Regions from separate parts of the Mus musculus genome. Here region 1 is linked to region 2. A link is a loop called in an ENCODE intact Hi-C map of the cell type or tissue named here. Cell type or tissue: left cerebral cortex. All regions are shown on one strand.

Region 1 (8,000 bases), 800 kb after region 2:
TCCTAGATTCATAAACTTCAATTTTGAAATTTCATCTTTTTTGGCTTCTTTTAGTGCTGGGGATTGGACCCCAGGAGACTCATTGCCCAGCAACCAACCTCAATGTCTTGGCCAGGCAGTGGCGGCACTCGACTTTAATCCCAGCAGTCGGCAGGCAGAGGTAGGCAGATTTCTGAGTTCGAGGCCAGCCTGGTCTACAAAGTGAGTTCCAGGACAGCCAGGGCTACACAAAGAAACCCTGTCTCAAAGAAAAAAACAAAAGATTTCAATGTCTTAAGGATGTAATTTCCTAGAAAACACGAGTCTATATAAATGTGACAAGCAATAGAATAACAGAAAGTGACCAATAACTCCCTTTCTCAAGACGGATTATCTTTTATCTAGTACACCCAAATCTAGTTGCTCTGGGCCTCTGGATGTTAAGCATTTTAAAAGAACTTAATGCTGGCTGTGGTGGTGCCTGCCTAGTGCTTAGAAGGCAGGGAGTTAAGGGACAGTCCTACCTACCTATATGGAAAGTGAGCACAACCTGGGCTACGTATTACCCCAAAAAAGTTTTGACCCACAAATGAAGATAAGTGTAGCACACCAATCCTAGAATTACTTTTAATCCCCCCCTCCTCACATGGCTACCTAATGGACACCACAAATCACGGATCCCCACAATGTACATCAACATATAAACAGGTCCAAAAGTGACAAGTCTCACTAGGTAATATGACAATATGGTGGTAAAGGAATATATCTGGACAGAAAAAAAAAAAAAATCTCCAAACACAAGCTAAGCTATCTATGCATCTCCCCTCTCCTGCTCTCAAATTGGGACTAGAACTGTTCTCCTGTACTTACCAGCACAGCATCCGAGTCATGCCAAAATCGCCAAAGAATCCAGAACCACATGAGTGAGCTTAAGAACTCACCCTGGATCACCTGGGACCGGGTAAGCTGGGGAAACTCCCTGTACCGGGGCTGAATATGTACACCACCGCCAGCGCTGGAAGACAAAGCAATCCGGGAAACGGCTTCTTACTCCACTCAGAGAAATCAGCTCAGCTTTCTGTAGCATCCTTAAAACTGAAGCTAGCACATCTCATCATAAAATACAGATTGGCAGGCTCCCACTTCCTTTACACAATGGCTTGTCATTTAGCTTGCTTTAAACTTGGGGAGCAGGAAAAGTAGCTGAATTGACCAGAGGCCAATGTATGGTTTCATTTCGTAGATAGTCACCATTTTGCACCAGGAATATTAGTGATGGTTATGGGGTGCCACCCCAACAGTTTTGTATAAGGGACTGTGAGCCTGAAGTAGTAGGTAATTAACTTACCCTCCCCGAAAAAGAAAATCAAAGTTATTTTTGTTCTATGTACTTTCTCTATGTACTTGAGAGAATATAGATCCTGTGCCCTAGTGTAATCTTTCTCCAAAGACTGTCACACAGAAGCTAAGCCCTGGAGCACAGACCTGCAATCAGCATTTGGAGGGGAAAGGCAGGAGGCAGCTCAGCATCAGCTACACAGAGTTCAAGGTCAGCCTGGGCTGCTCGACCTTAGCCCAGGAGGTGGAAGAAAAAAGAAATTTTAAAGACTATCATATAGGAAAGTTAATGAGAAAATCTTTTTTAAAATTCTTATTCCTCTGAAAAAAAAGCAAAGAAGCTGCAACAATAAGCCTGACTAAAATCAGCTAGGTGTCATGCAGGCATTTGTTGGCAAGCTGGGGCATACACTCCATAAGGGCTACACTTTCAACTGGGACTGTGGTAAGTGTAAGTTGACTCTAATGTAAATGAGGTAATTTATACTTAATGTAGGTATTTCTATCACCTATTCAGCAGCAAACCATATGCTGATGCATATGAACCAGATATAAAAATCTTGAGTGTGCCTATATAAAATATGTTCTACATATTTTCAGTCCAGCATAGCAAAAAATGCACTAAAAGTTCCTGTAGAATTTTTAAGTAGCAATTTTCCTATGGTTCTTCCCCAACCTCTGCCTATCTTTTTGTCCTAGCAGAAGAGTGAGTCTCGCTCAGTCACTCTGGACTACATCCCCTTGAGATAGGATCTTCTTGACAGTGTCCTGCAGCACTGGGGTTATATGCAGATGGCAACTCCTGGCTCTCCCTCTGGGTGCTGGCATCCAAACTCAAGTTCTGCCCGCCCCGCCCCCCCACCCCACCCCCGTTCTTACCCACTGAACCAGCTCTTCAGCCCTGGTGGTTGTTGACCAGCTGGGACTGTTTCTATTATTCCCTCCCATTCTGAAAGATCGCTAGCTAGCTCTTCAGTATTCACCACGTGCACCGCGCTGGACTTTATGGCTGTTGTCTGAACTTTATAAGACACCTTTATGTGACAGATGCTGACTTACAGTTTTACAAATGTGATCATAAGCATTTTGATGACAAAGCCCAAGAATGTTGCCTACAAGCGAATAACATTAAATAATTTTGTTTTTATTTTCCATTTTATTAACTAAAGACCTAACTCTTGTGCTTGGGGTATAGCACGATGATATAGTACTTGCCTAACAGGGGTTTGGTCCCAAGTGACACACACACATATACACACACAGACACAAACCATAACCCTCCGTTGAAATTCCAACCAGCTAAAGTTGTCTTGGTGATAAAGATCTATTTTTGTGTAAGTGTTTGCCCAGCTGATAGCATGTCCAGTTGGAAGGCTCTGAATGAGATCTTAGTTATCGATGGTGTGAGAGGTGATTTTTAACGAGGCAACCTCGCCATGTGGCCCAGGCTGTCCTTGAATTCACTATTTAGCCCAAGTTGGCCAGGGACTCATCATCCTTCTGCCTCTGCCTCCTGCACGCTGAGATTAAAGGAATGCCATCACCATGCTCTAGTCCTTTATAGACAGGATCTCCCTGTGTAGGCCAGGCTGGCCTCAAACTCCTGGTCCTCTGACAAGGCCTCCCCACAGCATGTTCACCTGTTCCTTTTAGCCATTCTGTCAGCTGTCATTGCTTCACAACTTAAAGAACATAGCAGAGCCGCTTCTGTAATTCCCTTGTTTGCCAACTGTATTTAACAGTTATTACCCAAGATCTACCTGTGCAGCCAGACCATAGTGGCACACACCTTTAATCCCAGGACTCTGGAAGCAGAGGCAGGCAGATCTCTGCGAGTTTGAAGACAGCCTGATCTACAAAGTGAGCTCCAGGGTAGTCAGGGGTACACAGAGAAACCCTGTCCCCAAAAGGGGTGGGGGGAGGAAAGGAGGAAGGCAAAATCTCAATAAACACTTGTGTGTCATGCTTCAGCCAGACTAAGTGCACTGTGGCAATCTAGATACCCTGAGGGGTCTCCCAATTAAAATAAACATGATGCTAAAATGAAATAAATAAAAGGTCCTTTTTCAAGTATCAGTAACTGGGGGGCTGGTGAGATGGCTCAGTGGGTAAGAGCACCCGACTGCTCTTCCGAAGGTCCAGAGTTCAAATCCCAGCAACCACATGGTGGCTCACAACCATCCGTACACGAGATCTGACTCCCTCTTCTGAAGTGTCTGAAGACAGCTACAATGTACTTTCATATAATAAATAAATAAATCTTAAAAAAAAAAAAAAAAGTATCAGTAACTGAGCACAAATGCCTGGGAAGCCAGTACTGAAGCTGGCATTCACAGGGATCCCACTCTGACGACTCAGAGACCCAAGACAAGTGGTCTATCATTAGACTCCTGAATCAAGCTGTAGCCCCATAATGAAAGGGCGAAAAGTAATAATAAATCAACGAGAAGGAAACTGAAACTTAGTTACCAGAAGCCAAACTTCAGGTAAGTTTCCACCTGAACTATTGCTGGGTTGGACCTTTTGTGGCCCAAAAACCCAAACCAAGGGCTGGGAACTTAGATGAATAGTGGAACCCTTCTTCCCCCGTTGGAGGTAAGGGAAATCCAAGCTAAGTAGTGAAACTGGACGGGAAGCATCCCCAAAACGGTATGAAGATCTTAAAAGAAATCTCGGTGGACAAAACCTGCCAGGTTATATGCGAGCGAGAGAGAGACAGAGACAGAGAGACAGAGACAGACAGAGACTGAGAGACAGATCAATACAACAAAATAAAGCTATAAGTATTACAAATCTCGGGTGGAGAGAAGGCAAAATGAGTAAGACACAGCATCCAATCTAGGATTTAAAGTGCCAAATCTAAACACTGACTTGGGGGCGCACGCCTTTAATCCCAGCACTCCGAAAGCAGAGACAGGAGGATCACTAATGAGTTCCAGGTCAGTCGAGGCTACACAGTGAGGCTCAAAAAAAGTGCCAAATTTTAATCGTAAAAATGTACCTAATGGTGAAAAGAACAGACTATACTACCTTACTGACTCAAGGTCTCCGTGTCTGCCCTGCCTGGACCCGTCTTGTCTCTGAGCCCATCTCCACCCGTCTCCATGCGCTCGGGACCTCCACTAGCCAGCTGCTTGGAAGGCTCAGTCCGGGAGACTGTGCGGGACTGGATTCTTATCACTCGGGTCTTAGTTAACGCCTCTCTCCCGCAACCCTGCGCCATCCCTTCACCTCTAGCCCACCAAGCCGACTAAAAGGCCAGTCTCGGTCCAGGCAAAACTACAAGACCCAGCATGCCTCGGGCGGCAGCGGAGTTTCACGCACCCTCCCGGGCGACTGCTTCAAGGTGACAGCGTCCGGATGGCAGCGCTGCCTGTTCAAGCCGGCCGAACCCTCGCCCCCGCCCGACACTCACTGACGGACTCCACTGTCTCCAGCCGCCCGCGCGCGGCAGCCCCGGAGCAGGCGGCCTCCGACGCGGCCGAAAGGTACCAGACGGGTGAGCGCAGACATACTAGCAAGACTGCAGTTCCCACCCCTGATGCGTCACTTCCCCGAGTCCCGGCCCGTGACGTCACTGCGTCGCACTGCGTCTCTACCCGGGCTGATGGTAGGCCACAGGGGACAAGTTCAAGCCATTGGCGGACCTTAGAGGCTCCAGGTTAACGGGCAGATAGGTCGTCCTTCAGGAGGAGCCCTGGCTGCCTCGTGGCACAGCCTGGCAAGGTGCTCTTGGCTGACCTTACTGCTGCTCCCTGCTTTGGCTCATATAGACGGTGCTTTCATGCATGTTCTTGCCACTGTGGGCCCTTGTTAAAGGCCTAAGCCCTTTCTGAACCACGCAATGTTTATTTTATAACATCGCAATGTTTATTTTATAGCATCGTTGTTTCAGCATTGTTCTGAATGACTAATCAGCCAGGGTGTTAAATTTCAGAACCTGGACTGGTGGCACGGGAATCACCTGAGGAACCCAACCCGGCACACTCGGAATAAGTCGGCCAGGAACATGGGGGAAAGTTCCTAACGCCTCGAGCCTTAGCCAATTCGAGGTTTTTTGGCATTTCCTCTTGTTATTAATGTAATAAGCAAGCAGAAAAATAAGGACATGAGGGCAGTCCAGTTAAGATGCAACACCAAGATGGCAACAAATCGAGACCTGACTTCAGCCGTAGAAATGTACTCGCAGTGGGAGCTGTAACACAAATAGATGCACGTAGACGCGCAGATGCGCTCAGTCTCCGGCCATTAGTGGGGAGGGAATATGAATTTTCAAGCTCATCCTCATAAAACAAGACATACATATCTGTTCCGAGTTACTAGGTCTATAGGATAGCCTACTGTCATCTTTCCAGAAAAACTAATTTTTTCACTCACTTCAGATTTCCTTCAAGAAACAAAGGCTCCACTGGCTATTAAAATAGTCCGCCTTCCTCGGCCTGCTTTTTTCTCTCAGTATTGCCTCTGTTGAAATCTGGATAGACTCCAAACCTAAGACTACTCCTAACCCCAAGAGGTTGTGAGAAACGGACTTTTTTCTATAAACAGTAGCTAGCACACCAACAGTCAATACTCTAATAATCTCCACCTTGTAAAATTATTCAAGTATTTTAATCATCTGGAAAACCTGTTTACACAAAGGCCTTCCATTCTGACGACAAGAGCTATGGACCCCTTCCTTCCCTCCTTCCTTTGCATCTATTAGGAACTATCCAACCATGGCAGAGTCTGAGGTCGCACTCTACCAATAGGATGAGACACAGTCATCACCTGTATTAGAATAACAACTGAACTTCCCGCCCTAGTGTGCTTGCAAGGCCACTGTAAGTTATGGCACATTTTACCAAAAGAAAAATTAATAATAATAATAATAATATGTTGCTTTGCAGGATTACTTTCGCTATGATCTAGTGGGTAGGGGTGTGTGTGATACCAAGAATATTGATTCCAACAAGGTCTTCCCTGGTACATTATGGTTTGGGTTGGTTGATTTGAAGAACATGCAGTTTTAGGTTATAACATTAGTGTACCAACATCACATATTAGAAATTTGCTATGATGTTTCATATTCAAGAGTCAAGTACTCATCAAGGCCAGACTTGAATTTAGTGACTTGGAAGCATCAAATATGACTGATAATTTGCCTTCTGTGCCCATATGTGGGCCTCTTTGCCCTTTTATGTAACAGGAAACCTGTCCTAGGAGTCAAACCCAAGGGAGACCTTGAGTGTTGTTATGTGTGGGCTCACATGTACCATGGCATAAATGTGGTGATCAGAGCACAGTCAATCAAGAGATTATTCTCTTCTTCTGCCATCTGAGATCCAGGCTTCCATTATTTTATTTGTGTGTGTGTGTGTGTGTGTGTGTTGCCACTGCATCCACGCAGTCAGAGGAAATCTGCAGGAATTGGTTCTCCTTTGTCATGCAGGTCCCATGAACTCAGACCAGAAGGTGTGGCCGAACACACCTCTATTCTTGGAACCTGCTAAGCTACTTCACTGGCTTTACTAAATAGGAATCTTTTTCTTTAGCTCCTCAAAGCTTTTAAAGACAATAGCCCCTCCATTTTCTAAACCTGACTCCATCCCACCAACTTTTGGCTCCCAAATACTGACTTTTGACTGGCAAACTGTGTCTGCTAAATACAAGCCTTGGGTTAAACCTGAACCTGTAGAATTCTATGGATGGAAGTTGACTTTCCAGTTTATAGTCAATGGCATGGTTTTCTCTGAGCTACTGTCCACCACTCTTTTTAACAACTCGTACAAACCACTAAGAGAGACAGATCGTGAATGGAAAGCTCACGTCTCAAACTACATAGCTGTCTAGCTCCAGGCAAGACCACAGAACAAACACAGCTTATATTTCTAAGAGGCCATAAAGGACCCGTGAGATGTTCCATGTGTAAACAGGTTGGCCATGCATACCTAATAACCTGGGTTGTTACAGGATATTTGAACCTATTTCTAGTTGTGGTGTGGATCAGCCCTTAGGACACACATTTAATCCTTCTGGTTGGAATATAGACACACCCTTAGTACTCGCTTTTAATCCCAAACAATGAAGGTAAAGTTAGCTTGTAGAAGGAAGCACCCATGTTTGAAAGTGATGTCTAGCCGGGCATGGTGGCACACGCCTTTAGTCCCAGCACTCGGGAGGCAGGCAGATTTCTGAGTTCGAGGCCAGCCTGGTCTACAAAGTGAGTTCCAGGACAGCCAGGTCTATACAGAGAAACCCTGTCTTGAAAAACCAAAAAAAAAAAAAAAAAAGAAAAAAAAAGTGATGTCTAATTGAGTGGCAGACAAAGTGATGAATCACAGAAAGATTTGACAGAATAGAGGATGACCAACTCTCACAAGAGAGAGGGAAGGGGAGCTACTGAAGGGAGAGGCAGTGCAGGAATACAGGAGAGTTGAGAGAGTAGAGCAGCACAGAGAGGGAAGAGGCAGTTTACTGGGAGACTTTTACAGAGACAGATTAAAGAGAGAACAAGCTAAATACAGGTAAAGACAGAACGAGCAAGAGAATGAGAAGGAACCAGAAGATTAGGAACGATTGCTAGAGTTAGTTTGAGGCAAAGCAATGCAATTCAGAGGCCGAGAGAAAAGCCAGGTTGAGTAAATCAGCTTGGAGAGGAGTTTGAGCCAGACAGCTGAGTTGATCCAGCCAGCCAGAGTTGA
Region 2 (8,000 bases):
ATACCCAAGGGAGAAAAAAAATAATTTAAAAATTTCAAATAGTAAAACTCTAGTTTACTAGTTAATTTTTATAAATAAGGGGTGCATTTAGATTACACTGGATATGTTTAAAAGAATGATCAAACAGTTTTTATTTTTAAACAATATTTACACAATACTAGTAAGTACACTGACAAGTGTTTAACTTCCCATGGAAACAATAGATGTCAACACAAATATGTGATTTTAAAAAATATATATATATAATACATTTAAGTTTATGAAGTAGATTTAAAACACTTTCTCCCGGTATGGTTGATTCACCTGGGGAAGCAGTTTTTTAAAAATGAAGAACCCTAGCTTCCTGCCAGGTTGAGTTACAAAGTCAACCTGGGGGTAGGTCCCAGGTCAGTTAGTTTTCAACATGCGCCTCAGTTGTACACATGCAAACTAACAATGAGGAAGCACTAGTTTGTTTTAAAATAGCATTTTACAATACGTCTGCCATGGCTAAAGAGGGAACAACCTCACATTTGCTTTCCGGATGAGACCAACCAACCAAAGCAGAGAGCTCACAAAGGAGCAGCACCCATGAGAGAGCCCAGAAAGAGGGCGAGGCTCCCGGAGACAGCAGCTGCCTCCCCGGGGTGCCCCAGGACGGTCAGAGAACCGAAACAGGAACTTGGTCTACAGATTCCACTCTCCACTGTGGGACAATCACAAAACTCCAGCCCTTCCCAACTCAGGGAGTACAAGAACGTTCTAGACCCAGCCTGAGACAACCACTGTGTAAGAGGGATCAACTACCTCAACATAAGGAAAGCGAGGGTTAACAGGGTACTGACCACAAACAAGTGCATGACATGGTATGTGCTCTAGGAAGCAAACAGGAGGGCTGGGGGTACTTGCCATGAAAATTCCCTTGGGATCCTGTGACCCTCTGGGGACAGAAGCACACACATCCCCCATGTGGTCCCACTGGTGGCTTGCAGTGCAGCCTGGGAGTGCCCGCCACGCTGTCGCTCACTGGGATGTGCTCGGCAGCATTTGCTCTCTCTTCCTCGGATCACAGAAGAACCGCAGCTTTCTGGGCAGTAGTTTGACCTCCACCGGCATGGCTTCGTACTCCTCGCTGTCAATGCTGAAGGAGCCCTCAGTTCCCTAGAGAGAGGCGAGTACTGAGCACAACTGGGACCTTACTGGATGAGGAAGCGTCTGCAGAGGACTCAGCCTAACAAAAACCTCTCAGTCCTGACTGGTTCTGGAAGCATCAACTCTCTAGTCCACAGAGAGGGGTTTTCCTTTGAAACCTTCTATCTCAAGAAACACTTTGGAGCTTGAATAATATTAGAATTTTAAAACATTTATCAGAAGGCAAGAGCATTTACATATTATAGATACATGAAATTGTCAAAGAACATAATCAGGATATCCACTATGGAAAAAATAAATTGATTATAGGGCCAGAGACAATAAGTCTCCTTAGCAAAAGCAGCTGATACTCCTGAGAGGTACTTTGTGTCCACTGATTCATTTTCATTATTCCCTGAGACTCAGGGTCTTCAGACTTGGATGTGCCAACACTAGTATCATTAGACCCTGTGCAGTCCTGCCATAGCTCATTCAATTCAGCATTTGCTCCATGAAATTATGTTGGCCACACATGTCAACACCTTGCATTTGCCTACAGTTTCAATGCAGTACAGCAACAGCATGGCCATAACTCTTTAGAGGCCTGAGTAAATCTGACCTGGGGCCGCAGCAGTCAAGTTACCTTCAATTCAAGTACCGCCACTTCTTTATTCCTATTTACAAAAGTTGTTATTCTAAGAATGGTACTCTATAGCATACTTTACAGGAAAGATAAAACCCGATACCCACCAAATGGAAGATTCTTCAGATAATACTATCATAAACATCTTCTGCATTCCTGGCATGAAGAAGCAAAGGTTAGGGACCTAAGGATCACTTCGAGGGAGAACCTTGGCCTAGAGACGCTAAGCCTCAGAGGCCTGCTCCAAATCAGTAGCATGGAAGCGTTTGCCTTTCTTTTCTGGTCTCCTTTAACTCAGACCTGATAACGAGTTGTTAAACAGAAGGGACCTAAATGGTAGGCGTTAATATGGAAAGAGGAAGAAAATGGAGAAAAAGACAAATCAACTCAAAACAGCTTGTGGTCCATCTTACCTCAGGAAGAACCAGAGTACAGTGGCTGGCTTGGAGGCACTCGGTGCCAGCTGCACGCAGGCCAGGGTCTCTCACCTTCTTACTTCTATTAGTATAAGAAAAAGCAAGGTTGGAATCTTTGATGGCAACTGCAATAGACCTCAGAAAAGCCCACCGATGAGGGCAAGAAAGGCAGAGTGCGGAGACCAGGGCTCAGTGAACAAGTCTCCCTGGGATTCTAACCAGTGTTGGGGTACATTCTACGAGACTGACTGACTTGCTGTGGAGTGAGAACTGCATAAAGCTGCCATGAAGTTTCTCTCAATTTTCTTAATTTTAAAATGGTTCTACATCTATCTATCTAGTTGTGCATCTCAAATGTAAAAATTAAGATGTAATTCAGTCATTTGAGGAAAGCATCAAAGTTCTGTTCCTTGGTCCTTGTGATCCTTTATGAAGGGCAATTTATTCTGCTTTAGGGTAGATAATGCTTTTACCCTTATAAATAGTCTTAGCTATTTTCTCATCACTCTCCATAGATAACAGCCTCCTTAGCACACTTACCTTTGCTAAGTAGCCTTGGAGTAAAGCAATCAGACACAAACATGCGAGACCTCAACACACATGTACTCCATTTAGTTAATTATGGTAAATACAAAAAGAGAGAAAAGGATAGAGGGAGAAGTTTAAATCCAGCCTGAGCTACTTGGGGAGTTAAAGGCAAGCATGGGCTATAAGAGACTTTGTCTCAAAAAAAAATCTTTTGTTATTTTGAAGTAGCAATTTTTTCATGTATGAATTTGTCATCAGAGTTTCAGAACCAGCTTCATCAGGTTTCATTGAGATATTTAGTGGATGCATGCATTGCACAAATTTACTTCTCTTAAGGACCAAAGGGAAACTTGCTTAAAGAATGCTGAACATAATACCATTTAATTAATTGATACAGTGGGTTTTTTTGGTTTGGGTGTCAGTTTTATAAAGGAGATTTGAATATGGCTGCTCCCATTAGCTAGACGCACTTAAGATACTGTGCGATTTATGCACACTGTGGAAGGGACAGGCTTTTTTTCCTTCTTCCTTTTCCCATACAGCGAGAGTAATCAAAGGCTGCAGAAGGGACCATTCAGTATCTGAAGAATTTGTATCAAAGGCGAGAACAACACAGACTAATGAAAAGTGTGCTGCAGCCAATGCTGGAATAGATAATGATGCAGCCATGGAGACACAGTTGCTGCAGGAGCAATGTCCAATCCCTAAATTGGGCACAAGAGGGAGCACCAGGACAAAGCAAAGGAGGCTGAGCAGATTACGGGTTGGCATGGGAACGAACATACAGCTCCTTAGATACTTTGAGGATGTCTGGAGAGTTTACAGAATACTCAGCCAATGAAATTCCAGCCAAGGCAGGAGTTAACAAATCAGGCAGGACTTGGAAGAGTCTACTGTATTAGAAAAGGGGAAGCCTAGGAAATGTCCAAGTAGATATTCAGTGTCCTTTCAAGTTTGTCCTTGATGTTCTGGGAATGGGAAAACAAGGTGAATAGCATGCGCAGTAAAAGTCGCCGGGAAGTGCTACTCAATGTCAAAAGCCTCCTTGAGACTGACAAGTAGTCCTCAGGTAGTAGACATGATGATAACCTTCCATTTTACAGATGAGAAAGGACTCAGACAAGTCAACTGCCTTAGAGTTCCAGAGCCAGTGAGGAGGCAATCAAGCTCCCTGAGACTATAGATAGTCCTTAGCACGGCCTGAAACACCGAATTCTTTCATTTCAATGGAAAGGCAGACTGTTAACGTTCTGTTCTTCCCAAAATGAGCAGAGAGGGCAAAAGTACACATGCCAGCTCCATTCTAAAAAAGAAGGCCAGAATTCCCAGACAGACAAGGCCGTTGGCAGGTCTCCATCTTAGACAGACAGCACACTCTGGATAGAAAGGTTTGAGGACACCAGTTCCTTGATGAAGCCCCATTTCCTACAGACCAGGCACTTACCCTATGATTATGAAATCTCCTTTGCTGACAGTGTCAGGTTCAATGCAAATGTTCATAAAATCCTCTTTGCTCTAGAAAGATTAAGAATGGGAATGTTAAGACTTGGAAATTGGGCTAATGAAGCTGTCGCCCACAGGTGTCTGGGTTCTCTAAAATGTTCTAAATGCAACTGGAGCAGACAATAGCAACCTACTTATTTCCCAATAACGGTTGCAAAACTTGATGGTTCTATCCATACAAAGCTCTGAAAGCCTGATGCAGAAGAAAGTGCTATGAAAAGAGTCATGAATCCTGTCCCCCTCCTCAGTTTCCTGCTAGTCATTAGCAAGCAGCACCAGCCTAGCCTTCAGTTAAGCAATCCCAACACTTCTGTATGGCCTTCTTGGGGAAGTTCACAACTTGTAGGCCCAGGAGAGCATACACAAGCCTCTGTGAGCCACTGCCTGAGTTTCAAAGGTACCACTAAAGCACAGCTGTATCTCTCAACTAGGAATTACAAAACACATTGTTCTGACATAATGACCGCTCAGAATCTACATTTCACATTTCATCCAACTACCTACTAAGAGTCAGCCACATTTCATCAGCCCTCAGAATATTTGGGTTAACACAGAAGGAATTTTGCCCACAAAGAACTTACATTTCACTGAAGGGAATGCACAGAAAAATGAAGCAGTATATTACTGAATGTACAGAAACCGGGTATACTAGAAGTACATCAGACTATATTACAAAGTGTCATAAACAGACAAGGAGTCTGAGATTGCACTGGTGGTAGTACAATTTTTAAAAAGGATTTATTTCTATTTACTTTATGCGAAGTATGTTTTGCCTGCATGTATGTCCATGCAGCACAGGTATCCATGGAGGTCAGAGTTAGATGGCTGTGAGCTTCTGGGTGAAGACCTGGGTCCTCTGGAAGAGTAAGAATGCTCGTATGCTATGCAGCCATCTCTGCAGCCCCAATGACTAATATTTTAAAGAGAGACCAGGTGAGAAGGTGACTGATCAAAAGAAGCCCAGGAGGTCAGAAAGGAAGGAACACACTTATCAGGGGAAGCAGTTTTCACTGTTTAACAGGTATCCCTGGAGGGTTGATTAACATCAGGATTCTGTCTGTATTTGTTGATTAAAAGTTAATTTAAAAAACAGTACCTGCTATCATTCTCAGAGTTAGCTCAGTAGGACTGTTGTAAAGCTAAGAATTTTTATTTCAAACCATTTCCTGGTAATCTGATGTTGCCAATCTAAAGATCATACTTTAAAAAACACTATTTCTAGGGACAAGCCAAACATACAAAGGGAACTTTAGGTAGGGTTGTCCCTGAAATGTACAGACTGAGTGGTAGGGGAAAGAAAAATGGATGACTATAGTGGGGAAGAGTGCATCTGTATGGGTAGGGCTCTGGAGACCACTTTAAGGAAGGTGTCTTTTAGGTTGAGTGAAATGGAGAGGCAGTGGAAGGCTCTAAGGAGGGAAATGTTCTGGCTTGTTTGTAATAGGGTCACTGCCTGCTGTGCTAAGAATTGAGACAGGTCTAACTGCAGAGGGAGGCAGTGAGCCAGGACAAGACATTACAGAGAAATGAGAAGGAGCAGTGAAGGCTCAGTAGATGCCAGGATGGCATTGGAAGAGGTGAGGAAGAGGCTGAAAACTAACTAGTGACTAGTTCTAATGCCCAGGAGATAAGGGAAAGGAAACGGGCATGTTTAAACTTGCAGTGGGCAGCAAAGCCATGCTCCAGTGAGAATGGACATCAACATGTATTTTCTTTTAAGAACCAGAGAGAATTATGTGAAGTTTCTCTGATGGCCATTAGATTCTGCTGGGTGCTATAATATGGTAGCATGTTTGTGTTCCACTAAAGTCCACAGAAAATTGAATTCTGTGTGATTCTAACTTATTAAAATAACATCCTAGCTTGAAGGCAGCTGGCCAGTTGGGTCTATGGTTATCCTCTGCTGACAGCTTTCCTCAGCTTTGTTTAGAGGCACGGCTAGGTTACCTGGAAATGTCGAGTCTGTGGATTAGCCTCCAGATTTTGGTAGAGGAAATATAAGCCTGGAATCAGACTAATTTTGTCCATATGGAGAAAATGCTTTTTAAAGTATCAACACCCCAGGCCTGACAACAATTTTCGCCTTTATCTTGTGGGAACACACGTTTGGTCCTGTGATGTGAGTAAATTTCCCAGGACTGAGCCTGTTTCTTGGGAGGAGTTCTTTCTTCAACTCAGATAGTTTCTCACATACACATATCAGTGAAGATACAGACAAAGCCAACCGATCTCCGTGGATCTTGTCAATTCCTGGCTCACTCCGAGGCAGTTTTCTTTTATTTTGCTCTGAATTCTTATTGCCCAGATGCCCCTGAATTCTCAAAGATGCCTTCCCAGAAGAGACCATGGACTCCTGGTAAGTCCATGTCTATGCTGTGGCCTCTCAAGCAGGAAGCTAGGACAGGAACAAGGCCAACCTTATCTGAGTGCCTTCTCTCTGGGACCACTGTCATATACTACTTATTTCTTGCCCATAGTAACTTCACAGATTTTGTTCAGTGTTTAAGATATGAAGGTAAAGTAATTGCTTGCTCTATATCTTGGCCAATAGTCTCACATGCATTCAAAGACCAGCTCATATTGGCAGATTCAGTGAGAATCCTATTGCCTTAATGGATGATGAAAAGATACTTGATAGAATTTAATGTCTAAGATATTTAGTTAATAAACTCTTGGCAAACCTAGCAAAGTTTTTCTTATGAGAAACTTCCTCATCTAATAAAATGTATCCCCAAAATCTATCAAATTTAAAAACAAAGCAATGGCCCCCATTAGCATTACTCCTGGCTGGCACTTTTTGCTGTTGATAATAGCAAAACCTATAACAAACCTAAAATAACTCACAGGCAAACATAATTAATAAGAATTTAACTAAGATGCGGATTCAGCATCAACACACACACATACACACACACACACACAAACACACACAATTACATGTCTGTCTCTTCAGTCAGAGAAATGAAGTTTTAAGAGATTATACTGATAATAGTATCAAAAGTAAGATAACCATGAGTATACCTAGCAATAGACAAATACTAGAGAGAAAATCATAAAACACCTTGAGAGATATTGAAGCCCTCAGTAAAGGAAGGGATACATCACGTTGATATGCCACAGGGTCAATACTATAGAAATGCCATTTTTCCTCAAGTTGTATGTGTACAGTGCAACCGTATAAAACTTCTATGAGGAACCTAATAAACACCCTCAAGTATTTATAGAAAGCATGGGGCTGATGGGACGGCTCAGGAGTGTTTGTTGCTGCTCTCGAGGAGCTGAGTTCAGTTTCTAGCACACAATGATCTGTCCATCTCTAGGGGAAAGAGTCAATAAACTGATCTGATTAATTGGCTACTCGAATAAGTAAATAAAATTGGAGCCTTTACCTGTGCTATTCACAAAACTCAATTATAGGTGGCAAGTTTTTTAAAAATAACAATGGAAGTAACTATCTCATGAAAATCATTTAAAATCACTCAGCAATATATGATGAGCATCTTGCCACATTAGTAAATATAAAGATTATATATTACTTTAAACTAAAGCATTAATAGTTATTTACTCAATCTATTTAATATACTGTGCTACTAAAGAATAAACATGCTTATTTAAGAGACATTAAATTTCTGAAATTCCACAATCCTAAAGCTGTTTTCTTATTATGGAGATATTATTTTAATGATAAGTAAATATTTAACTATTACATGACAGCTACAGTATGTGACTATTTTACTGTATCTGCTCTGGCAGAGTGGTGAAGGAAAGAGAACTGACTAGAGATAAGAAGCAGTGTCACA

What was found. Hi-C counts contacts between places; a loop is a spot of excess contacts. Peaks named below come from ENCODE experiments on the same cell type or tissue, not always from the same donor. Only the 100,000 strongest peaks of a DNase experiment are listed, where the experiment ranks them.
Region 1: it touches region 2 in a loop (3-fold over the local background); 3 of 42 quality-filtered maps call a loop at or near these places.

Annotation. Positions count from the first base shown.
Region 1 is chr6:39,589,445-39,597,444 of GRCm38, reverse strand. It overlaps Ndufb2 (NADH:ubiquinone oxidoreductase subunit B2), which reads right to left and starts at 4,880. Exons shown (of 4, transcript NM_001358797.1): 1 at 4,733-4,880; 2 at 850-994. The coding sequence starts at 4,830. In left cerebral cortex, no CTCF peak of the experiment used is centred here; DNase peaks (open chromatin) are centred at 995, 4,662 and 4,852; H3K4me3 peaks cover 1,864 bases; H3K27ac peaks cover 1,503 bases.
Region 2 is chr6:40,388,865-40,396,864 of GRCm38, reverse strand. It overlaps Agk (acylglycerol kinase), which reads right to left. Exons shown (of 16, transcript NM_023538.2): 14 at 4,142-4,212; 15 at 2,167-2,251; 16 at 103-1,140. The coding sequence ends at 1,003. Among named protein-coding and RNA genes, the nearest start is that of Dennd11, 43 kb to the left of the region's middle. In left cerebral cortex, CTCF peaks have their summits at 3,411 (motif pointing right) and 5,691 (motif pointing right); DNase peaks (open chromatin) are centred at 3,451 and 5,711; H3K27ac peaks cover 361 bases.